Linked DNA regions of Homo sapiens: all the other regions are linked to region 2. Evidence: chromatin loops called from intact Hi-C (ENCODE). Cell type or tissue: mammary epithelial cell. All regions are shown on one strand. Each heading gives the region's core, and the rest is flanking DNA. Links, peaks and the distances in the headings are about the cores only. Region 1 overlaps BABAM2 (BRISC and BRCA1 A complex member 2). Region 2 overlaps LINC01460 (long intergenic non-protein coding RNA 1460). Region 3 overlaps PLB1 (phospholipase B1). Region 4 overlaps RBKS (ribokinase). Region 5 has its middle 17 kb from the start of MRPL33.

Region 1 (4,000 bases), core at 1-4,000, 470 kb after region 2:
CCCATTGAACCAGGGCCCTACCCTCATAACATTATCTAATGTTAATTACATCCCAGAGATACTATCTCTAAATATTATCACACTGAGGATTAGGATTTTAACATTTGAATTTTGGGGTGACACAAACATTCATTTCATAACACCTCCCTTGAGTTAGCCTTGTGGGGGTTGCCCTGGTACAGGTTACCATTTACTTCTGATAAGACTCTAATTTACTTTTGGCAAAAACTGACTAACCACATATAAATAAGTGATTTTATTTACCTTTTCCCCCATTTGGTGCATACAATTTACCATGTAGTCCAAGCCTTTAGGCCTCACAAGACTTCAGCTCAGGACCAGGTAGGCTGCCAGTTCGTCCCCCATATCCAAACAGCCCCGGGAGAGAGAAGGGAGAGAATTTTTAAAATGACAATCCTGGGATGTCCTACGGTTTAGAGCACTGGGAGGTGTACTTGTAGTCATTAAAAAGCAACTGCAGTGACCCAGCATAGTGCTAGTAATCTGGCTCCCAGGCCGTTGAGCGCAGCAGGGAGCAAGACTTCAGGATCACACTGCGTGTGGCTTTAATGTGCACAGACTGACTTCATGCTGGGACCACAGCATCCCTAATCTTTCCTTGCTGTTTTTAGACTTTTAATTCAGCTTAGGTCTAGATGTTGGATTGACATGATATTGTCCTTTCTGTTTGATTTATCAATTCGTCGTTTGATAGTATACTGTCAAGAAATCAGTGACAGCTTTGTATTGCCAGTGAAAAGTCCTGATAGCTTAAAGCATTCAATAGTACAGGTTGGTACATGACCTTTGAGTTTTCAAACCTTGGATATAATCCATGAGAAAACAAAAAATAAAGACAAGATTGATAAATAGGATTTATAAGGGTTGACAGAATTAGGAGGATGAAGGGCAAGATAAAGATTAACCATACATTCCCTAAATATACAGGTATTCAGGTGAAAAACAACAAAAAAAAAGTTATTGAGGGATGAGATCCCTTGCTTTTGATTAGAATGGTACCTTCCAGCCAATTCAAATAAAATCGCTCAAGCTAGTTTATCTGTCTGTGAAGCACATTTCTCTGAATAGTTTTAATTTTCCTCTTAGTCTTCATAACAAAATCATAAATGTAGCTTTCTGTAGGACTGTGTTCTAAACCTTTGGGAAGGCCACTCATTCACTAATTAAACAAAGGTGATATAGCAATGAACAGAGCACACAAAAATACCTGTCCTCGTGGAGATTCCATTCTTATGGAGGCAGGCAATATATGTATATATATATAAAAGAAATATGGTGAAAAATAAAGCAAGGCTTCAAGAGGGCTGACTAGACGCATCCGGCACTTGCCTCCTCCACAAAGAGGAACCAAAATAGCAAGTAGATAATCACACTTTGAATAGAGAATCTAGGAGAGAACACTGGGATTCAACAGAAAAGTGGCAGGAAACACCCAAGGCAAGGAAGGAGAGGGAAGCACAGCCGGGATCAGCTAGAAGCCCTGAGAGGCTCCTCAGTGTGGGGAAAGGGGGAGAGATCCCCAGGGGTCCACATTTCCACCACAGAGTCCTGCAATCCCAGCCATGGGAGAGCCTCTTGACCCTCAGAGGCTCTCAGACTAACATGGGGAGCTGCCTTGAGACCATGCTAGGGAATTGGTCCAAGGAGGGAACTCACACTGGGTCCCACATGCATCCCCTGAGTCCTAAGCAGCTGTAGCGTGGTACGATTTTGAGAGCCCAGCCCTCACCAGACAGCATCCTTTCCTAGGGCCTGACAGCACCTGCGTCTCCACATCTCTCAAGCCCCACTGATATCCCACTGTATCTACCTAGAGGGCTACTGTGGTGTGATGCCCCAGCACTACAGCACACAGTATCCTGTATCCCAGGAAACAGGCAGTGCAGTGCACCAGGGAGATCTGCCTCAGGACAAAGGAAGCCAAAATGCATGCTTCCCAGAGCCCAAAACCTATCTGCCTAAAGCTATTGCCACTGACAGCAACCACCATCCCAACTAGCGGCAGAGCTGTAGTGCAATTGCATGTACCCTGAGGACTGGCTCTTCCCACTGCTGCTGTGGCTACTGCCACAGCTGTCACCATTAGGAACCGAAGCTTATGCTCCCCAGAGCCTGAGAGCCACCTACCTGCACCTGCTGCTACTGACAGCAACTCTGTCCACCCCCTGCAGGGCTGCAGAGCACTTGCACACACCCTGAAGACAGGCTTTGCCTGCTTATAACTACCACTGCTGCCACCACCCGAGCACTCCACCTGGGGGCCTGAGGATCACCCCACCTTGTGCACCATAGCCTGCACAGGAGGCCCTGAGTACAAGCCCAACCAGCCTGGCACTGCTACCCCCTCCCAGTACCCAAGCATGCCTTCCAGTGTCTTCGGGATTATCCCACCCTGTCCCCACTGCCAGCATTTGTGCACTCCTGCCAGGGACCTGAAGATGGCCCACCCAGCCTGTTGCCACCATCACAGCCAGCACCCACCTGCATGTTCTACCTGGAGTCCTGGGGATTGGACCACCCAGCTTGTCACAGCCACTGCTAACACAAATGTGTGCCACTGGGGAGCCTCAGGGTTGTCCCACCACTGCCGTGGCCATCATCCATGCTATGCATGCTGCCTAAGAGTGTGAGATTTTGTCCACACTCCAGCCTACCACTGCCACTGCTGGCACCTGAGCAAGCCACGTGGAAACCCAAGAATTGGCCCACTTGGACTCACTAATGCCAATGCACTCATACACTGCCCAGGGGCCCAAGGATAGATACCCTTGGCCCACTGCTGCCAGAGAACTGGCTCACATGGTGTCCCCATCCCCAACAAAACCTCACCACAGCCTCTACTAACAACTGCAGCCTAAGCCACTGAGAAGATCACAAATACCACTGACACTGTTTACGGCTGAAGAAATAATACAGAAACTACACTCCTGCATGCACCCAGAATCAAAGTTAAGGTTTTCTGACCAACTAACACCATACATACATCTTCAGGAAAAAGTCTTCCCTTATGAAAGTCAATCCAAAAAGTTAGAAGTGACTTTTGCACCAAATGTGCAGATATCAACGTAAAGACACATGAAATGTGAAAAAACAAGGAAATATGACACCTCTAAGGGAGTACAATAATTCTCCAGCAACAGATACTAATGGAAAAGAAATTTATGAAATGCCAGAAAAATATAAAAGTAACGATAGTAAAGAAGCTCACTGGCCAGGCACGGTGACTCATGCCTGTAATCCCAGCACTTTGGGAGGGTGCAGTGGGTGGATCACCTGAGGCCAGGAGTTTGAAACCAGCCTGGCCAACATGGCAAAACTTTATCTCTACTAAAAATACAAAAATTAGCTGAGCATGGTGGCGCACACCTGTAGTCCCAGCTACTTGGGAGGCTGAGGCCCAAGAATCACTTGAACCCAGGAGGCAGAGGTTGCAGTGAGCCGAGATTGCACCACTGCACTCCAGCCTGGGCAACACAGTGAGACTCTATCTCAAAAAAAAAAAAAAAAAAAAAAAAAAACCTCACTGAGATATAAGAGAACACAGATAAACCGTACAAAGAAATTGGAAAAACAATTCAGGATGTGAATGTGAAATTTACCAAAGAGATAGATATCCTTAAAAAGAACCAAATGGAAATTCTGAAACTGAAGAATTCAATGAATGAAATAAAATATTTATTCATGAGCTTCAACAGTAGACTAGATCAAGCAGAAGAAAATTCAGAACTTGAAGATAGCTCTTTTGAAATAACCCAGTCAGAACAAAAAAAAAAAAAAAAGAAGAAGGAGAAGAAATTTTAAAAAATGAACAAAGTGTATATGACATATGGGACACCATAAAGTGACTAATTCAAATTTTGAGTGTTCCAGAAGGTGAAGAGAAGCCCAAAAGGCATAGAAAAGCCTGTTTAATGAAATAATAGCTGAAATCTTTCTAAGTATAGCAATAAATTGAGACATTCAAATAACAAGAAGTTCA
Region 2 (4,772 bases), core at 358-4,357:
GCTGAGGCTGCAGTGAGCCATGATCACGTCACTGCACCTAGCCTAGAAGACAGAACAAGCCCCTGTCTGAAAAACAAATAAAAATAAAAAAATTAAATGTCTAAGCATCTCAGCATCACCATAACATGACCACTGTTAAAATTCTGTTTATTTCAGTTGGGCATTGAGGTTTCATTGTATTGTACAGGAAAGAACACTATTCTACCAGTACTAGATGGAGTTAGCCCTTTCGGGAAATATGACACAATTCCCAACAAACATTGAAGCCGTTAGCCACAGCCTGAGGATCTGTTGCTTTACCACTGAAGTGCTGCCACCTCCCAGACAGGGTGTGACAAGTGGCCAGCAGCTGTGGATGCCTTCCTGAGAGAGTGGGAGCCAGAGGGAAGCCTGCCAGCCCTGTGGCAATCAAAAGCCAGAATCAAAGCCTCTGCAGGGGAGCGGGAGCCGCGTTCCCATACAGGGTTTAGTCCAACCAGATTCTTGACTGCTGGGAAATGATAAAACTCCTTGACCTTTGAGGAGTGGGTCCAGCATCAAACTGGTAGTCTTCTTGTGACAGGCCACTCTGATTCTGAGATTCCTCACTTAATGTGGGCGTTGAGAACAATTTTCAGGATTTCACCGCTGCTCTCTGAGAAGACTTTGCCCTCCTTTGGTTTTAGAGGTTTGGCACATCATAGTCCAGGGTGGAACCAAGACTTCTATTCAGTAGGATTCTGGAAATCTGCCCCCACCCCCACCATAGGACCTGGCATTGATGAGGCAGGTTGGAGGGCTCAGCATGTGATTGCAGTGTTTTCCATCAAGGGTACCTCTGCCTTCTTTATTCCCCTAGCCCATTTTAATTTCTCCATGTGGAAGTTTTAGGATCTATGCCTTTGCATTGCCCACTGCCCTAATCTAAGCTCCCTTCACCTCATGACTCCACAGGTCTCCCTCTCATCTCTGCCTTATCAACTCTCCTCCACATATGTCAAACACATCCCTGAGCAGAGTCCCTTGCTCTGAAATCTCAAAAGGTTTTCCAGTGTCCAAAGTGTGAGGGTCCAAATTCCTTTGAGGCTTTAAAAGCCTTATCATAGGGTTCCTGTGCTTTTCTATCATCATGACCCCACACCTGCCCTTGTCCCTCCCTTTCTTCCACCCGATGAGGCATACCTGCTACTCTAGAAATAACAGGTTATTTGCCCCAAACACACCTTTGCTTTTTCCTCTCCCTATATTTTCTATCAAGCCTTTCTGCATAGGCCTCAGTTTCCTTGTCTATTAAATAGAGAAAATAATACCTACCCAACAGTATTGTTGCAGAGATTAAGTAACAAATATAAACTTTTAGCCATGTCCAACACATAATCACCTCCCCCCACCCCATGTAGTTATTATGAGTGTCATTGTGGTCTTCCTTGCTCATGTTTGGTAAGTAAGGTACTACTTTTTTTCTTTTTAAGACTTTATTTTTTAGAGCAGTTTTAGGTTCACAGAAAAATTGAGCAGAAAATACAGAGATTTGCCATTGTCCCCACTCCTCTCATACACAGCCTCCCCCATTATCAACATTCCCCACCAGAGTGGTAAATTTGTTACAACTGATGAACTTATATTGACACATCGATATCACCTGAAGTCCACAGTTTACATTAGGGCTCACTCTTGATATTGTACATTCTCTGGGTTTGGAGAGATGTGTAACGTCATGTATCCATTATAGTATACAGACAAACATGGTTTCATTGCCCTAAAAATCTCTCTGTGCTCCACCCATTCCTCCCTCCCTCCCCCAGGCCCGACTCATTTTTAACACAATCAGCTTGCCCCAAACTACCTTCAGGAGGCCTCCCTGATTGCAGAGACTATCACTAATCCCTCCTTCCCCACTAGCGCTACAGCACTTTATTTCTACTTCTATTACAGCCCTTACTCCAACGGCTTGATATTCATTACTGATATGTGTGTTTGGGTTACTTACGTTTGTCACTTACAAGTTCTTGAGGACAGGAACTACATTATCTTGTACCCCATCCATGGCACCTAGCAGTTCACAAATTGGTGCTCAGTTAGTTAACTGTTGGTTTCAATGGGTGGAGGGCTGAAGGGCAGGTCCTAGCCCCAGCCCTTCCTATCCTTGGGTTTTTCTGTCAGAGAAGGGATACCTTCTAGCCACTTTTAGTTCCAGGACCTTGCTCCAGACAAGCTGGATAGTCTAGGAACTGACCATTTTAGCAAGTTTAATCCAGAGGGCTGGATTTATGTCCTACTTGGGGCAAAACCAGGCATGAACTACTCCTTCCCATCAAGGAGCGCTGCACTCCAGCAGCTGGCTTTAATTTGGATTTTCCAGGACCAGCTGCATTTAGCTGGGGTTGGTTGGGTTTCCTCAGGTCTGCCTTTATCACGCACACCCCGTCAGAAGTTAATGCAACCACGGCAGGGAGTGACCACAAGGGGGCAGTATAGACCCATTACAATGCGGTCAGCTTGCACAAGGGGCTGAAAGAAGATAAAGGTTTCAAAGCAGAAGAAAGAGTAAGAATCAGAAAAAAAGGAGGATTGTGAAAAAGTTAGGAGCAGCAAGCTAGTTTCGCTCACAGACATTCCTGGACCCAAGACCTGGCAGCAGAAAGTTAGCCAGAGACACCGGTCAGGCCCAAATGGTGCTCCCAACTCTCCTCCAAAACTGCCTTTTCCAGTGCTTAATTTCACTTAGAGAAAGTCGCTCTCCATTTATAATGCCAATATTCTATGGAGGACTTTGGGCATTGCATATTTATTCCTTACACACTATATTTCAGCTTTACAGTTTACAGAGGATTTTTTTCACACTTGTTAAAAAAAAAAATCCGAATCCCCTATTAGACTTAAAAGGTAAAAACAGATGTTAATTACCTCTGTTTAAAGAAACTGAGGCACTGGGCAGGGTGGCTAACACCTGTAATCCCAGCATTTTGGGAGGCTGGGGCAGGTGGATCGCCTGAGGTCAGGAGTTCGAGACCAGCCTGGCCAATATGGTGAAACCCCGTCTCTACAAAAAATACAAAAATTAGCCAGGCATGGTGACCCCTGCCTGTAGTCCCAGCTACTCAGGCTGAAGCAGGAGAATCACTTGAACCCAGGAAGTGGAGGTTGCAGTGAGCCCAGATTGCATCATTGCACTCCAGCCTGGGCATTGCAGCGAAACTCCATCTCAAAAAACAAAAACAAAAACAAAAAAAACCTGAGGCTAGACACATGAAGTGACTTGCTCAAAGGCACACCGAGTTTGTGGTGGAACTACATCTAGATGTGAGTTTCTTTCATTTCTGTTCCTTTGCTTAGTCCTTCTAGTTTTCAATTGTTTATGTCTGTAAGCTTAGTGAGTTTTTAAGAGCAAGGACTATATCTGATTCATCTTTATATCCCTGAATGGTGCCCCTTAATCTTTAGGGCTATGGCTGGGTGTGTTGTATAACACCTTCTCCAGAGTTAGAGTCCATGATCTATCTCTTATCCTCCATGATTCAATAATTTTGTGATTTTGAGGCACGGCCCTAACAAAGACAGTGGTGGCTATGAGTGATCCTACTGGCTGAGCATTTCAACAAGGGCAGCCACTTGGCTGCATCCTTCGTAATACAGAGAGGTTGTGAGACAGTTTTCCAAAGTATACACGAGTGTCCCTGGTGTCACGAGAGTCGACTTTAGGGGATGAGGATGAAAATGTTTAATTTTAGTAGCTACACATATAAATACATATAAACAGTATAAATGTAATATGTCACATTACATATACATATTAAAATATATATGTACATTTTAATATATATGTACACATATATACACACATATGTATTGCAGCTTAGAATGAAGTTAACTTTTTTATGTCAACAGATTTTAGGGTACAGGTAAGTATTTGGTTACATGGGTAAATTTTTTTTTTTAAGAGAGATGGGGTCTCAATATATTGCCCAAGCTGGCCTTGAACTCCTGGGCTTGAGAACCACCCACCTTAGCCTCCCAAAGTGCTGGGATTACAGGTGTGAGCCACCACACCCGTCACATGGGTAAGTTCTTTAGTGGTGATTTCTAAAGAGATTTTAGTGTACCCATCACCTGAGCAGTGTACACTGTACCCAATACTTAGTCTTTTATCCTTCACCATCCTCCCAACCTTCCCCAGCCGAGTCCCCAAAGTCCACTATATAAATCATGCCTTTGCGTCCTCATGGCTTAGCTCCTACTTATAAGTGAGAACATACAATGTTTCGTTTTCCATTCCTGAGTTACTTAACTTAGAATAATGGGCAGAATGAGGTTAACTTTTAAATTGTGTTTATTTAAGAAAAATATTATGTAAATAATAGTATGGTGGTATGCCACAAGGCAGAAAGCCTGAAACAGATATACCAATGACAAGTTCAAGGAACTGTGGTGAGGTGGGAAAATGTAACAAAACTCATTAGTCACAAACCTCACTTCAAGTCTGGCTCTGTCACACTTAAGTCATGTAACCCTGATTAAACTGCTGACCTTAAATGAGGCTGTTTCCTCATCTGTGAAGTTGAAAAAGAACTCCTACCCTCCTAAACTCACATTAAAATATGTAGAAACATGCTGAAGCCCGGAACACACCGTGCAAATAGCCCGTGGGGCTGATATCCCAATTTCCTCTTTTACCAAGGTCTATCCAGGGCTTCCTCTTCACCACCCCAGGAAGTGCCTCACAACTAGCCCCTATTTCCCAGGATCCCAAGGACCAAGTTCTATTCAGTTTGTTGTCCACACCTGGGTCTGCC
Region 3 (4,772 bases), core at 465-4,464, 860 kb after region 2:
TTATTACTACATTTTAAACTGCATAGGTGAGATATATTGGTATAAAAGGATAATGATGTATTTCCTTTTATGATATACTTCACAACTTTAAAAAAATGAGAAAAACAGGACCCTGAAATGTATCCTTTTGAAAAGGTACAGTCTAATTTCAAGAGCACTTTTGCTGGACGAGTTTTACTTGGTCTTGGCCTAGGCAGGGTTTCTTAGAATGAAGCAGAGCTGGGAGTAGCACCAGGCATTCCCAGTGGGCACTCTCACTCATCTCTGAAAAGGCAGGATACATATGGAGACATGGTGCCATCTAGACCCTAGATCCCAGAGAGTGCCCAGGTGGTCCTGGCCAGCATAAGAACATAGACCTTTTGGCAGGTAGGCAGAGGTGGGCCACTGGGGAAAGCAGAGAAACTCACCCCCTCATTGTTCCCTCTCAGGCAGGCAATGGGGCCGGGTCCACACCTGGGAACGTCTTGGACGTCTTGACTCAGTACCGAGGCCTGTCCTGGAGGTGAGTGAGGGTGTGGCAAGGCCCCAAAGGCCCCTTCATTGCAGAGCAAGGGAAGCCCCCTGAGTGTTCTAGAAAACAACGCCTTAAGCAGAAGGGTGGGCCATTTTGTTCTTTTCTATGACCAACTTCTAGGTTTAATTTGAAAAAGGTATTCACCAGCCTCCTCAAACCACTACATTGCCCAAAACAGTAGCTGAGCCTTGAGCCAGGAATCCAGGAGAGAAACTACATAAATGTTTGGGCTGGAAATGCTTCTCTGGCTTCCATTTCTCCCTCTGTGATATAATCTCAGAAGGAGGCAGTGGCCTGAGTGATGCACAGATCATTGCCTTTGGAACCAGAGTTGTAGCTGAGCCCTAGCTGCCCAGTTGGATGTAACCTTGGGCAAGTTCCCTAACCTCTCTGAGCTTCTCTCCTCATCTCTGATGCAGAAATAATGCTACTACCTGAGCACTGTCTGAGGGCTAGAAAGAATTTAGGTGTCCAGCACAGTGCTTGACACTAAGTATCTGGTAGTTGGCATTGTTATTATAGGGCCTTTATTTTGCAGATGAGGAAACAAGGCTCAGAGAGGGCAAGTAACCTGACCAAGATCACAGAGCCAGAAGATAAAAGATCAGGAAGCAGAGCAGATGCTTCCTGGCCCCCACCAGTGCATTCCCTTATCCTGTATCACTTTGGGCAGGCTTATTTCTGCTCTGTATGTGATCAAACCTCTGCTGCAAGCCCGGGCAGGTTTGGTGTTTCCTCACCTGGAATCTGGCATCTCTATCTGACACCTGCTTTAACCTGAGTGCCGAGTCTCTGGCATCCTTCCTCACGTTGCAACACAGTTAAACCCAAACATTTGGGGAACCTTTTAGATGCTCCTAGACACCCTTGGCACAGAATGGGGTGGGGGGGTGTGGAAAAGCAGGGAATCCAATCCACTCTGGAATGCTGCATATTTGCATGCCTAGAAACCCTTCTAACTTTGATCACCTTGGAATTTTATTATTGGCTTGGAAGATGGCTGACTCTCTAGAAGACACCTTTTAAAAACGGCTTTTCCAAGCCAAGCAGGAAGAGAAGAGAGAAAAAAATAGGGCCAATAATATTAATGCACGCTGCAGTGGCTAGTTGGAAAGGGGCTGGCAGACGAGGGACTACTTCCCCTTTGAAAGCAGGGGTGCAAGGAACCAACCTACCTCCCCTTCCCCAACATCAGCGAAAATCAGCCGCTGGTTTAAAGCTGGCGTTTTGTTTGGATGTGCTGGCCTATGGGGAGGGGAGTCGTATTCTGGTTTGCTTTTTCCGTTTTTCTACTGAAGTGATGGGGAAAGTGCAAGCTCCAGGCCCCCGGGCTGTTTCTCGGGAGACGGGCGTTTCTGGCTAGTGTCTGAAGGGTCTCGGCGTGGCTGGGATTTTAACCCTTCATTTTCTTTCTTGGACCCACGTTACAGCGTCGGCGGAGATGAGAACATCGGCACCGTTACCACCCTGGCGAGTGAGTACGCGGCGGCGGCCGGGATGTTTGGTTTGGGGCGGCCCCTGCACGCTTCCCGCTCCCCCTGCAGGTGGCGCGGGCCTCGGGAGGAGCCCCGGCTGCAGGAGCCCGCTAAATTCACCAGGGGGCGCTGCCTCCCGAGACTGCCGCCCAGCTCCGCTTCCGACAGTGACGAAAGCCTTAGAGTTGGGGGTGGAACGAGGTTCGGGGCTTGGGGGCCGGGGGCGGGGAGGTGTCAAAAAGAAATTGTGTTTGACCAAAGGAGGAAGAAAGTAAAGCGGGGAAAAAGATCACCTCTTAGGGCAAGTCATTAAAAAGTGATTCAATAATCTGGCATGAGATTAGAGAGAATAAAGAAAAGTGATTCAAGAAAAAAGAAAAAGAAACCCGGTTGTGCGGCGCCTGCCTTTCCCAGCAGATCACCCCCGCGAGAGGCATCGATCCAGGCACCTGGGGCGCAGGCACAGCTGCGCACAGATATTGAATTGCGGGGTTGCTGTAGGAACCGCTGCTATTGCCGCAGGAGGAGATGAAGTTATCTTGTGCAGGCTGTGCAGACACAGCCATTTTGGGACTCAGCACTTTCCTTAATTTACTTTCCATCAACCTGCTCGGAATGATTTCTTTCTCTTTTTTTTTTTTTTTTTTTTTGAGATGGAGTCTCACTCTGTTGCCAGGCTGGAGTGCAGAGTGGCGCCATCTCAGCTCATTGCAACCTCCGCCTCCCTGGTTCAAGCGATTCTCCTGCCTCAGCCTCCCGAGTAGCTGGGACTACAGGCCCCCGCCACCACACCCAGCTAATTTTTGTATTTTTAATAGAGACAGGGTTTCACCATGTTGGCCAGGATGGTCTCGATTTCCTGACTTCGTGATCTGCCCGCCTTGGCCTCCCAAAGTGCTGGGATTACAGGCGGAATGATTTTTTAAAGTCTGATTATATTCCTTGAAGGGTCTGATCTTATCTTTTTAAAATTCTCGCCAGTGCGTACACATCTCCCTGCTTGTTCTTAAAGTATGCAAGCGATACATATTTAAATTGAATTCTTCCCCTGGAATCTTCTGGCTGATAATTTTGCCTGGGAGGAATTTAACTGGTCCCATTTTCATTTACTTTCCTGGTACATAGCCCTTTGTAATATATATTTAGAAGCTAACAACTTGAAGCCACCAAGATTTGGATGAGGGGGACATCATAGCTTAATCTCCACATAGGCAGAGCAGAGCTGAGCAGACTTCACTTTATCTGTTTTGGTTATTTGTAAATCCTGTCGAATTTAGGTAGACAGGGTTCTGTGCCACAAGCACTCCCTGCCTTCTTTATATCTAGGTCTACACACATGAGCTATAAATCAGTTCCTCTATTGCTAGGAGATGGTTCAGGGTGCTTTTGTGAGTGTGATGAACTTGGCTGTGGGATGGCCCAATGTATGCAATAGCTTTCTGGGCTCTTTACTTCCCATGCTCGTATTATGGACAAGATAATTGGATAATATTTGGCTTCACCTCTTTCACCAAAGTAATTTACAAAGGATTGAGACAATGTTACCCCACAGGTGGATGACTCCCCTGACACACTTAGCCCAGAAATGGATTATCCGCTATTTAGACTCTTCTTGCTAGAGATGTGAAGACTATTTGATTATAGGGGCTAGATAATCCAGGGGGAAGTAACTATATGGAAACGTGTTAGAAAACTCATAAGAATGTAAGGGCAGAACAGAATCCCCGTTCAACCCCCTGTTCAATTTAATCCAGCAAATATTCCAGTGCTGAGTGCTTGGAAAATAGGAGAACAGTGCTCCGATGACATCACCAAAGTGTCTTTGGCAGCATGTCTTCCTAAAGACAGACACATGACTAATATTTATAGATGTGTACAAAGCTTAGGGGAAAATAAACATAGAGGCTGTTAACCCTGTCTTCTGAAAAGGAGCGTCAAGAATTAGAATTCGTCAGGTAAGGAAAGGGGAGAGAATGTTCCTGGCAGAGAGAACTGCCTGCACCAGCAAGTCGTTGCCCTATCCAATGTGTGGTTCCTCCCTATGATATTCTTGCTAAGTAGCTGGGTAGACTGTGCTGAGTTCCTTCTACCTCCTAGGGAAGCTGCCACCTCCTAGGACAAACCATTCCACTTTCAAATCGCTCAGGTGATTTCACAGTCCTTTTTTCTCTTGAATAGAAATCGGAGCAATTTCCATTTATTAGTGTAATATCCCCAAACCTCAAGGAATGAGTCCAGTCCATCTGTGCTGAGTAAACCTGCAGCAGTGCTGGGTTCTAGCAGGCACTCTGCTGAATGGGGCCCTAAAGTCCTGGCTGCTACCCGGCCAGTTTCTTTCTCACATCCTAGCAGATTGTGAGACAGCGGGGGCAAGTGTCCTTGTGTTGGAGCTGAGATACTAGCCATTCTCAGCACCTACATGTCTTTGAACAAATCTCCAAGCTTGTCTGAACTTTGTTTTATTTCTAATTCAGTCCATAATCATGTATTGAGCATTATATGAGGCCCTGGGGTATATATAGACCCTGCTCTCAGGATGGCTCAGCCAAGTTGGAAAGATGAAAAAGTGAAAAGTGTGGATCCATATTAGTAAAGGCAATTAGAATGCATGAGATTGCAAAGTTCAACAAAACTGACAAAACTTTAGACTGACAAAAGGGAGGGGAAATGAAAATCAAGAATGAAAGAGGAGATACTACCAACCTTACAGAAATAAAAAGGATTATTAGAGAATACCATGAACAAATTGTATGCCAATAAATCAGATAACTTGGATGAAA
Region 4 (4,772 bases), core at 297-4,296, 96 kb after region 2:
AGAAGAGAGGTCAGGAGGGGGTCAACAGGCAAGGAGAAAGTACAGGGAACTAAGACAACTGGGAACGGCGTAGAAGAGTTGAAAGCCAGGGGCTGCTCAGAGAGGAGGATGTGAGGTTTTACCGGAGAACTGAAGTGGTTCCAAGGAGGTACTAGCAATGTCCTGGAGGTTGTCATGGGAGTGGGAGGCTGCAGTGGAGTGGAGGTGAAGAGTCACCAGAATAGAGGGCATCTAGGAGCTATGAGACTTGGTAATGGTTCATCCTCATGGCACTGAAGTCATCCCACATCATGACAGCATTGGGACAGAGAGAAAAATGGTCATGTAGGCGCCCAAGTCCTAGATAAACAGACATGGAGCAGGAAAGGAAGTTGGGGGGTATGTAGCCATACAGTTTCAGCTGCTATGAATATAATGGGTCCTAAATCAGTATCTTTAGCCCAGACTCTCCTCTGTCTTTGGATTTGTGTATCTAACCACCCGTGAGCCTGCTTAACCTGGCTCATGTCTCTTGCAGGCAACTCTAACTCAACACGGCCGAAATGAACTCAAAACTCTGCCTTAACATGGACCTCTTCTTATCTTTTCAGCTTGTGGCACCTCCACACTGAAAACCTGGGGGTCTCCTGGGCATCTCCTTCCCATATACTTCATCAATCACCAGTTGTCGAGTTTAAATCCTAAATGTTTCTCAAATCTGTCCTCTTGTCTCCACTCCTACCCCCACTGCCCCAGTAATGTTCACATCACCTCACAGGGTCACATTAACTTCCAAGCCAGTCTCCCTGCCTCCGGTCTGGACCCTTCCAGCCCATCCTCTACACTACTGCAAATCTGTCCACGTGGCCCCCGTGGCATCAACTTCTTAACATGGCACACGAGGTTCCCTAAACCACTTTTCCAGTTTCATCTCTTACTTCCTCCTATTCACTTAAGGAACTTACTTCTTCCTATTCACTTACGGGTCTCAGTACATGGAGACACCTCGGCTTGGACTTTTCCCTAGACTAACTCCTATACTCATTTTTGGAGACTCAGCTTGGGTATTAACTTGGCCATCACATATTTATTGCCTAGCACTATGTTCAAAGCACTGTGCTGTCCCGGAAACCACCAGTCTCAGGCCCTCTGGCTGCCCCCTGCCCTCCCCTTGAGGGTAGCACGCCTGTCTTCATCACCTCCCTGTCCTGAGACCTAGTGCAAGGCCTGGACCATAGCTGAGGTAGGCACTGACCGAACCAAGAACTGTCAGGAGGATGGGTGCTGAGCGATGAGGTGAGGAGCACACACTGTCCCAGGAACGCCCTGTAGGAGGATGACAATGGAACAGATGCATGAAAGTTCTGGTTTGCCAAATTCCAGTTGATAGAAAAGGGGACAAGTTGGAGGAAATGATGGGTATGAAGTGTAGCTGGGAAAAACCCCCAAGTGATGAAAGTCTCCAAGGTAAGATCTTGTCAGGCAGCTCTAACAGATTCCAGACAATCTTGCAAGAATGACGTCACTACCAAGCTTCACTTGTTAGGAATCCGTACCCACGCTGAATGAGTCACTACCCAAACTGCCGAGGGACCCTAACAGTTACAGCGCGTGCATTCCTCCCCGATGTCTTCATGCATTCCATCTCACAAGTAGATGCCACTTTCTTCTCTTTTCAAAACCTCTCCCTACACAAAGCTATTCAGAGCCTACACTGTGGACATGAATTCCTCAGCCATGCTTGTGGTTTTAGAAGCCAGGGAAAAGCAAATGGGATGAAACATGACTAAATCATAAGTCAATGCATTATTTCTTAAAAAAGAATATTGCCAGGGGTTCAGGAAAGGGAGAGAGGGCAAATGTAAACCACCAGGGTCTCTGTTACCTCCCACCACCATACTGGGGCCACCAGATTCCACCAACAGGGTCAGCCTTGCTGGCTACACTGGGTTTAGGTCAGAATTTCTTCAAGGGAGAGTGTTTCAAGGAGGGCTGCGCCAGCTGCTGAGATGGCTCATACTTAGGCTGGCCCAGGGGCCAGGCTTGCTCTGCGCTCTCTTCCAAGTTCTAAAAATGGGGCTTCTGCCTTGTTCTTGCCTGCAGGAGGCTGAGGCGTGAGTATCTAGCTGACTGGGCCTGGGAACGTAAAAGTCATTCTTTGTCCTCCAAGGGTTAATCACTGACAGGCAGGAGATATGGGTGTCATATGTACCTGGTTTTAAGTCCTGCCTCTGCCCCTTGTTGTTAGGTGTCTTTTTTTTTTTTTTTTTTTTTGAGATCGGCTCTTGCTCTGTCACCCAGGTTGGGTTACAGTGGCGCGATCACGGCTCACTGCAGCCTCAACCTCCTGGGCCCAAGCAATCCTCCCACTTCAGCCTCCTGAGTAGCTGGGACTACAGGTGCAAGCCACCACTCCTGGCCAGCTCTGTCATCTTTTAAGAATGGTAAATTCACTGTCTTTTCACTGGCAATAAAGGTCTTGTGTCATTTTTATTTCTATTCATACAACTGGAAAATGTTTTTTTCAACTGGGACAATGCAGTAAATGGTTTGGATTTCAGACAGACCTGGGTTTAAGTCCTAATTTCACCACTTACTAGCTGTGTGACCTCTGGCAAGTCACTCAGCTTTTCTGTGGGTTTATTTATCTGTACAATGGGAACTTACCTCATAGGGCCATTGTGAAGACTGAATTAAGTAATGTATGTGAAAAGGCTTAGCACAGTGCTTGGCACAGAGCAGGTGTTCAACAAAGGTGAGGCAGACAAAGATGGTATTATCTCAGTGGCCCCTTAAGTTGCTCAAGTTTTTGGCAGAGAAAGCCCATGACCTAGGTCAGAGGGGGCCAGACAAGGCTTCTAAGAAACAAAGTAGGTCACCATCCTAGGGCACAATCCATAGGATTGTGAGACAAGGGGTTTATGCTGTGACTGGCTTTATGTTTCCAGCTCACAGTAGAAGGATAAAGGCATCCAGGAATGCACTTGGAGCCAGGAAGAGGTGAAGGCCAGTGTCCTGTGGCCCTTGTTTATGAGGGATGCCAGGCTCCAGAGAGTTCCAGCCATGGTCAACATTGTGTGCTGGGGTCTCTGAAATCCATTCCCCATGCTTTCATTTGGGGAGGACGTGCAGAGGGAGAACACTGAGAGAGGCGTCTGGACAGAGGCCTAGAGCTGGGGCGGGTAAGGCTGCAGGACAGGATGGGAACAGGGTTACTGCTGGCAGGGACAGCCTGCACTTCCTCAGTAATGCCAACTTGATGGAGCATTCCACTGTCTACCACAGCTAGCCGGCCACTGGGCAGAGGGCTGCCACCCATGGAGAGGAGATGTAGCAGAGGCTGGAGGACGGGGCAGGCAGGCTGAACAGATGGTGCAGGAACAGTGTGATTTTGGAGGACGTCTCTAGCAGGGCAGTGCTGGAACCTGAGGTCAGGGCCTATCCTGATTAATGATGGATATAGGGCCACCTGACCTACTTACTCCATGTCATCAACCTCGCCACTCAGAGTGAACAGAAGGGCCCTGCCTACAGCCTTCATTTCATCCAGGGCATGCATTCCCAACTGGGGCTATATCTCCCCGAAAGGGGTCAAAATCCATTCTTGGTGGCAGTGCGTGAAAAAAATCTTAGATATTACACAAATGCTCTCCAAAGGGCCACAGTATACACACACACACACACACACACACACACACACACACACACACAAGCGGTCCCAACTTATGATGGTTCGACTTATAATTTTTCAAGTTTATGACAGTGTGAAAGTGATACATATTCAGTACAAACTGTAATATAATGTTTGGTAGGTGTGTTAGGCAGTTCTTGCATTGCTATAAAGAAATACCTGAGGCTGGCTAATTTATAAAGAAAAGAGATTTAACTGGCTCATGGTTTTGCAGGTGTACAAGCATGGTGCTGGCACCTGCGTGGTTTCTGGGGAGGCCTCAGGGAGCTTTCACTCATGGTGGAGGACGAAGCAGGAGCAGGCATGGCACATGGGGAGAGCAGGAGCAAAAGAGAGTGACGGGGAAGATGCCACGCACTTTTGTTTTTGACACAGGGTCTCACTCTGTCACCCATGGCTTACTGCAGCCCCAACCTCTGGAGCACAAGCCAGCCTCCTGTCTCAGTTTCCCGAGTAGCTGGGGAAAAAAAAAAAAAATATATATATATATATATATATATATATATTTTTTTTTTTTTTTTTTTTTTTTTTTTAGAGAGAGAGTCTTGCTATGTTGCCCATGCTGGTCTTGAACTCCTGAACTCAGGCAATCCACCTGCCTTTGCCTCCCAAAGTGTTGGGATTATAGGTGTGAGCCACTGTGCCCCACCACCATACTTTTAAACAACCAGATCTTGAGAGAACTCACTCACTATTTTGAGGAGAGTGGCAAGGGGATGGTGCTACACCATTCATGAGAAATCCACCCCCATGATCCAGTCACCTCCCACAAGACCCCAGCTCCAACACTGGGGATTACAATTCAACATGAGATTTAGCAGGGACAGCATCTCAAGTATAGCAGTAGGTTAGCTGTATTAAATGCATTTTCTATTAATTATATTTTCAGTTTACGGTTGGTTTATCTGAATGTAATCCCATTGTAGGTCAAGGAACATATGTTTGTGTGTGTGTGTGTGTGTGTGTGTATGTGTGTACGTGGTATAAAAATTTCACGGGGGAAGAGGGAGGGTGATTAGGAAAAAAAGTCTCAAAAAAGTTTCCTTGGCATGGGATGATGATGAAAAACAAAGTTTGAGAAAAAATGAAGCAGGACCTCTTG
Region 5 (4,772 bases), core at 373-4,372, 51 kb after region 2:
ACCTCAAGCGATCCGCCCGTCTCGGCCTTCCAAATTGTTGGGATTATAGGTGTGAGCCACCATGCCCAGCCCAAGCCCCTCTCTTAAGTTCTCCAAGCACAGCTTTAACAAAACTCCCCATAACCTCTGCAGAGATGCCATTCTCTCTCAAAGAAAGCCACATTTTACAGTGACTAAGAGGAGCCTGTGGCCTCACGTTGTCCTGCATTGCACTGTCTCCTTTCCAGAAAAGGTTCACGTTTTATCCTTGCATAACCCAAAGACCTATTAAAATCTTTTCCTAAAAACAAAAGGGATTATTCCCACAAGAGCAAGTTGCTTCCACCTCCACCGGAGACAAAGAAATTGGAATCAAAACCCCAAGCCCATGTGGCTCAGAATAGCAGTTTGCTCTTTTTTTCTTGCCATTGCTTTTTTCAAAAATAGCGGAGGCCATTTTTTGCACACCACATTCTATACCTGTTTGGAAACCAAAGGCTGAGTCTGAAAGAGGGTCAGGGACTGGGCTGGGAAGGGAAGGCTGCAGGAGAGACTCAGGAAGAGGGAGTGAGGTCAATGAACACAGCAACCGCCAGTTTTTCCAAGACTGAGACCTTTTATCGTGGAGTCAGATGTGGGGAGAGGGGGCCAGGCGTCAGCTAGCTGTGGGATCACGGGCAAGTCTTGGAGGTGCCTCTTCCAGCTTCAAATCTCTGTGTACTTTGGGGAGGCAGGGGGTTTGCTTCCCAGGTGCAGGCTTGCACCTGCCTCTTTCTGGATTGCATCAGAGCTGCTCAGGACTCATTTCCCCACCCCCACAGGCGCCTACAGCTCCCTCCCCCTCCCATAACTTATTAGCTACAGATAACATCCCTTTGTTCTCCCAGTGACTCCACACCCACAGAAGGAGAGGGGGATGAAGAAATCTGCCAGGAGGGTGCCTCCCGCCAGTATCTGATGAAGGTAAGAGGTAAGAGGCTGCCCGTTTACTGCTTGTGCCTTCCAGGGAAGCTTCTTCCCCAGGGCCACTACCCGTTTCGGGAGGCGTTTCTGGGCTAGGCTTCCTGGCAGGGGAGGCTCTCAGGCACTGGGGCCGCTGAGGGTATGTGGTGAAGCGCTTGGCTTGGAAATCTTTGCCTTAGGGACTCATTAAGAATTTTTTCAGGGAATCCTCGTCGGGTGTCTTCCAATGGCTTCCCACCAGGTTACAGTCAGGCCGAAACTTCTTTTTTTTTTTTTGAGATGGAGTCTCGCTCTGTCGCCCAGGCTGGAGTGCAGTGGCGCGATCTCGGCTCACTGCAAGCTCCGCCTCCCAGGTTCACAGCATTCTCCTGCCTCAGCCACCCGCGTGCCCGGCATGGCCCAAACTTCTTAGCCTTTTTTGCCAGTCCTTTTCCCAGACCCACTGAGCTCCAGTTACATAGAACCACGTGCGATTTCCTTGAAAATATTATGCATTTTCATGCTTCCGTGACTACTTTGCATATGCTGTTTCCTTTGCCTGGAGTGCCCCCTACCACTTCTCTTCTTAAAGAACTCCTATTCATCCTTCAAGACCCTACTCAAAAGTCAGGTTCTTTTTCAAAGCCTTGCTTGACTTCTCAGACAGGGTGGGATGCTCTGTGCTCTAGGCACAGGGTTCCTTCCCTGGCTCATCTGGGATTAGGGTAATTATTAGAATTTACATGTTTATCTTCCTTCTAGTTGTTCCTCCAGGGCAGGGACTGTCATTCACCTTTGCAAATGTGGTGTACAGCACAGTGCCAGGCCCTCGTAATTCCTCAGCCAGTATTTGTGGCAGGATAAACACAATTTCTTCTGGATTTATTGTAATTTTGAGTAGCATTAAGAGAATGCTTTTGTCTCTGTGGACATTCCCTGGCCTCCAGTGGCATCTCTCCAGACAAAGGTCACATATTTGTGAATCTGTATATTCACACAGCATCAGCATGTCACTTCTCAGGTATTTTACATCTGATTTATTTATTTTACACATTAACCCTATGGGTGGTTGTTATTGTTGCCATCATAAAATAAAGAGATCGAGATGCTAAGAGATTAAGTACCATGTTCAAGGTATCAGCACTTGGATGGCAGAGCTGGGACCTGAAACCAGGTATTCTGGCTGCAAAATCTTTTATCTACATCTGAGTTTCTGAGTAAGTGGTCTTTGAATCAGTAGGTCAGCGTCCCCTGGGGACTTGTTAGACAACCCAAAACTCCAAGGGTGGGGCCCAGCAATCTGTTTCAACCAGCCCTGCAGGTCATTCTATCCTCAAGTTAACACTGGCCTGTGCCACAGCTGCTCCAGTAGCTGTCCACAGCCATGGGAGGGCGCTCCAAGGCCGACTTTCACCACTGGGAACCTGTCAGGCACAGCAGAAGGCAAGAAAATGCATGAACTGGGAATTAGGCGGCAGAGTTCTAGTCCTGCCAGTTCTGCAATTATTGGTTGAGTGATTTGGAGCACATTATTTAATGTTTAACCTCCCTGGGCCTCAGTTTTCTCATCTGTAAAATGAGGATGATGACTAAATGTTCTCATCTCTAATTTCCCTTTAAATTCTGTTATTCAGCTCTCCTTTGGAGTAATATGTTGTCTGTGCCAAGGATGGAATGAAAACAGAGTATGATGGCTCATCTTGACTTTTTCCTTACTTACAAATGGAGAGCCCCAAAGTCCAAATCCTTGGACCAGCTATCCCCCAACTTCCTCCTTAGGGGCAGAAGGTGAGAGCAAGCAAACATTTGAGTTGATTCATGAAACTTTACTGGGCAAAGAATAGAAAATGTTGGTTTGGACCCTCCTTCACTATCTGGGGCCCCTCCACATGAGCTCCTTCACCGATCCGTCTCCTTCAGCTGCTTCCCCACTGTGACTCTACCAGCCCCTCTCTATCCCCCCTTCAAGCCTGAGCACTTTCCCTGCACCCCCACCTGGAGTTGCCCAATTCACATGCTCTTGTTTATTCACTGCTCTTCTGAGGAAGGGTGGGGTTGGTGTCAGGGTGACTTACTAGGTTTGACAGGGGCTTGGTGGCCTCATGGGGAGCCCCTCAGACGCTGGCTTCACATGGCCCCTCCTGCTGGCTTCACATGGACCCAACGGCCCTCCCTGGAGCCCACCTCACAGTGGATGGGACTGTACCTACTGGGCACTGGTGGGGCCCAGCATTCAGCTGACGGCTGAAAAAACCTCCGGTCTACATTGGGCTAAAAGGGAGGAAGAATGTTTCTTGCCCTTTTGAGATGTTTGCAAAAATCCCCAAAAAGCAATTGTGTTGTCAGAGTACAGCCTTGAATCAGAAAGGTGGTTAGAAGAATTTTAATCACCCAGGAGCTTGGCATCAACATAAGAACATGGCTGATACTCAAGTCCAGAGAGACTAGGAGAACTGGGGAGTTTCAGAAGTTGGTCAAAGAACGTGTTGCCTTTGGCAAAACCACACGTGTCAAACAATCCGAGTGTCTAATCAATCTGTATCGCTCTCAGAGAGACTTTCAGCACAAGGTTTCAGAAGCCAGGAAAAGCCTAATAATGTAGGACATCAGGTGTCCCCAGCAACCCTGGGGTGAAAAGCCAAAGAAGGTGGTTCTTAAACAAGGGCTTGGCCAGGCCCAGTGGCTCACACCTGTAATCCCAGCACTTTGGGAGGCCAAGACGGGCAGATCATGAGGTCATGAGATCGAGACCATCCTGGCTAAAACGGTGAAACCCCGTCTCTACTAAAAATACAAAAAATTAGGTGGGCATGGTGGCGGGCGCCTGTAGTCCCAGCTACTCGGGAGGCTGAGGCAGGAGAATGGTGTGAACCCGGGAGGCGGAGCTTGCAGTGAGCCGAGATCGCGCCATTGCACTCCAGCCTGGGTGACAGAGCGAGACTCCGTCTCAAAACAAACAAACAAACAAACAACAAGGGCTCTGGGAAGACCGGAAGCCAATGTCGACTCCTCCTCAGTTGAAGGTCACCGAGGCTGCATTTCTCAGCTGCAAGTGACCAGGGAAGCTGACCACCCCTTAGATGATCAGTGGAACAACATGTTGATAAGAATATGTGTGTAAAGTTGTGTGCAGTTACGGTTTCTGTGCCTTTTAAATCAATACACATTGTCTCAACCTAGTACCCTGGAGTCCCATGTCAACACCTTCTGCTGATGGCTGCTTTCTTGACCCATTCTGAGCACCCCAAAGTGGGCCTGGTAATTGAGTTCAACCGGGAACCTGCTGACCTGCCTCAGCAGTCTTGGAACTTCCCAGGATCCCAGGGGGCTTGGAAGCCTGGGGACCACCCAGGCGTGGATTAGGATTCCTGGACTGCTCCAGCATGGGCCCCTCTCCCTCCCCACAGTCAGCACCTGTCCCATCTCAGCCTGAAATTGGCCTGCTTTCCTCCAAGACTTGGATCGAAAGACTCTTCTGCACATGTTCAAAATGTATTTCAACTCCTTAGAGTCTCCTAAGCCTCCCATTGCCAAGCCCCTGTGACTTCACAGACACTGAGCACTCATCTCTGGTGCTGTCTTCTACCCAAAGAGTGGCCACATCTGAACATGCTGGTCCTTTAGCTCTCTGTTGTGCAGGAGTGAGGAGACACGGGCTGTAGTCTCAGCATGCTGATGCAGTCTAGCTGTGGGCCCTTCGGCAGGTCACTTTACTTCTCTGGGCCTCAGTTTTATCATGTGTAAAATGAGAATGTTGCTTTAGATGCCCTCTGAGATCTTCCAACTCTAACATTCTGAGATTCTGGGGGCCGCCCTGGCCGAAACAGGTTCAGAGGTGCTGCACATCACCC

The links. A loop is a pair of places that touch in the nucleus more often than their neighbours do. Peaks named below come from ENCODE experiments on the same cell type or tissue, not always from the same donor. Only the 100,000 strongest peaks of a DNase experiment are listed, where the experiment ranks them.
Region 1: a loop joins it to region 2, with 2.7 times the contacts of the local background. A loop is called at or near these places in 2 of 110 quality-filtered maps.
Region 3: a loop joins it to region 2, with 19 times the contacts of the local background. A loop is called at or near these places in 8 of 110 quality-filtered maps.
Region 4: a loop joins it to region 2, with 6 times the contacts of the local background. A loop is called at or near these places in 11 of 110 quality-filtered maps.
Region 5: it touches region 2 in a loop (15-fold over the local background); 11 of 110 quality-filtered maps call a loop at or near these places.

Annotation. Positions count from the first base shown.
Region 1 is chr2:28,173,058-28,177,057 of GRCh38, forward strand. All of the region lies in intron 7 of BABAM2 (BRISC and BRCA1 A complex member 2), which reads left to right. All of the region lies in intron 1 of LOC100505736 (a long non-coding RNA gene), which reads right to left. Among named protein-coding and RNA genes, the nearest start is that of BABAM2-AS2, 140 kb to the right of the region's middle. In mammary epithelial cell, for the core only: a CTCF peak has its summit at 2,180; no DNase peak of the experiment used is centred there; H3K27ac peaks cover 739 bases.
Region 2 is chr2:27,701,495-27,706,266 of GRCh38, forward strand. It overlaps LINC01460 (long intergenic non-protein coding RNA 1460), which reads right to left. Exons shown (of 2, transcript NR_135200.1): 2 at 4,292-4,772. Among named protein-coding and RNA genes, the nearest start is that of LINC01460, 12 kb to the right of the region's middle. RefSeq lists a silencer at 2,402-2,471. In mammary epithelial cell, for the core only: a CTCF peak has its summit at 2,445 (motif pointing right); a DNase peak (open chromatin) is centred at 2,427; H3K27ac peaks cover 918 bases.
Region 3 is chr2:28,564,849-28,569,620 of GRCh38, forward strand. PLB1 (phospholipase B1) reads left to right here. Exons shown (of 58, transcript NM_153021.5): 19 at 432-505; 20 at 1,948-1,991. Among named protein-coding and RNA genes, the nearest start is that of PLB1, 71 kb to the left of the region's middle. RefSeq lists silencers at 1,968-2,027, 2,068-2,127. In mammary epithelial cell, for the core only: a CTCF peak has its summit at 2,082; DNase peaks (open chromatin) are centred at 1,233 and 2,103; H3K4me3 peaks cover 868 bases; H3K27ac peaks cover 1,077 bases.
Region 4 is chr2:27,797,818-27,802,589 of GRCh38, forward strand. The region is part of intron 7 of RBKS (ribokinase); the gene reads right to left. Among named protein-coding and RNA genes, the nearest start is that of MRPL33, 28 kb to the left of the region's middle. RefSeq lists enhancers at 685-1,650, 831-2,030. In mammary epithelial cell, for the core only: a CTCF peak has its summit at 2,065; DNase peaks (open chromatin) are centred at 1,624 and 2,024; H3K27ac peaks cover 2,556 bases.
Region 5 is chr2:27,752,006-27,756,777 of GRCh38, forward strand. No RefSeq gene overlaps it. Among named protein-coding and RNA genes, the nearest start is that of MRPL33, 17 kb to the right of the region's middle. RefSeq lists an enhancer at 615-1,233. In mammary epithelial cell, for the core only: CTCF peaks have their summits at 1,493 and 2,311; DNase peaks (open chromatin) are centred at 896 and 2,316; H3K4me3 peaks cover 1,083 bases; H3K27ac peaks cover 1,480 bases.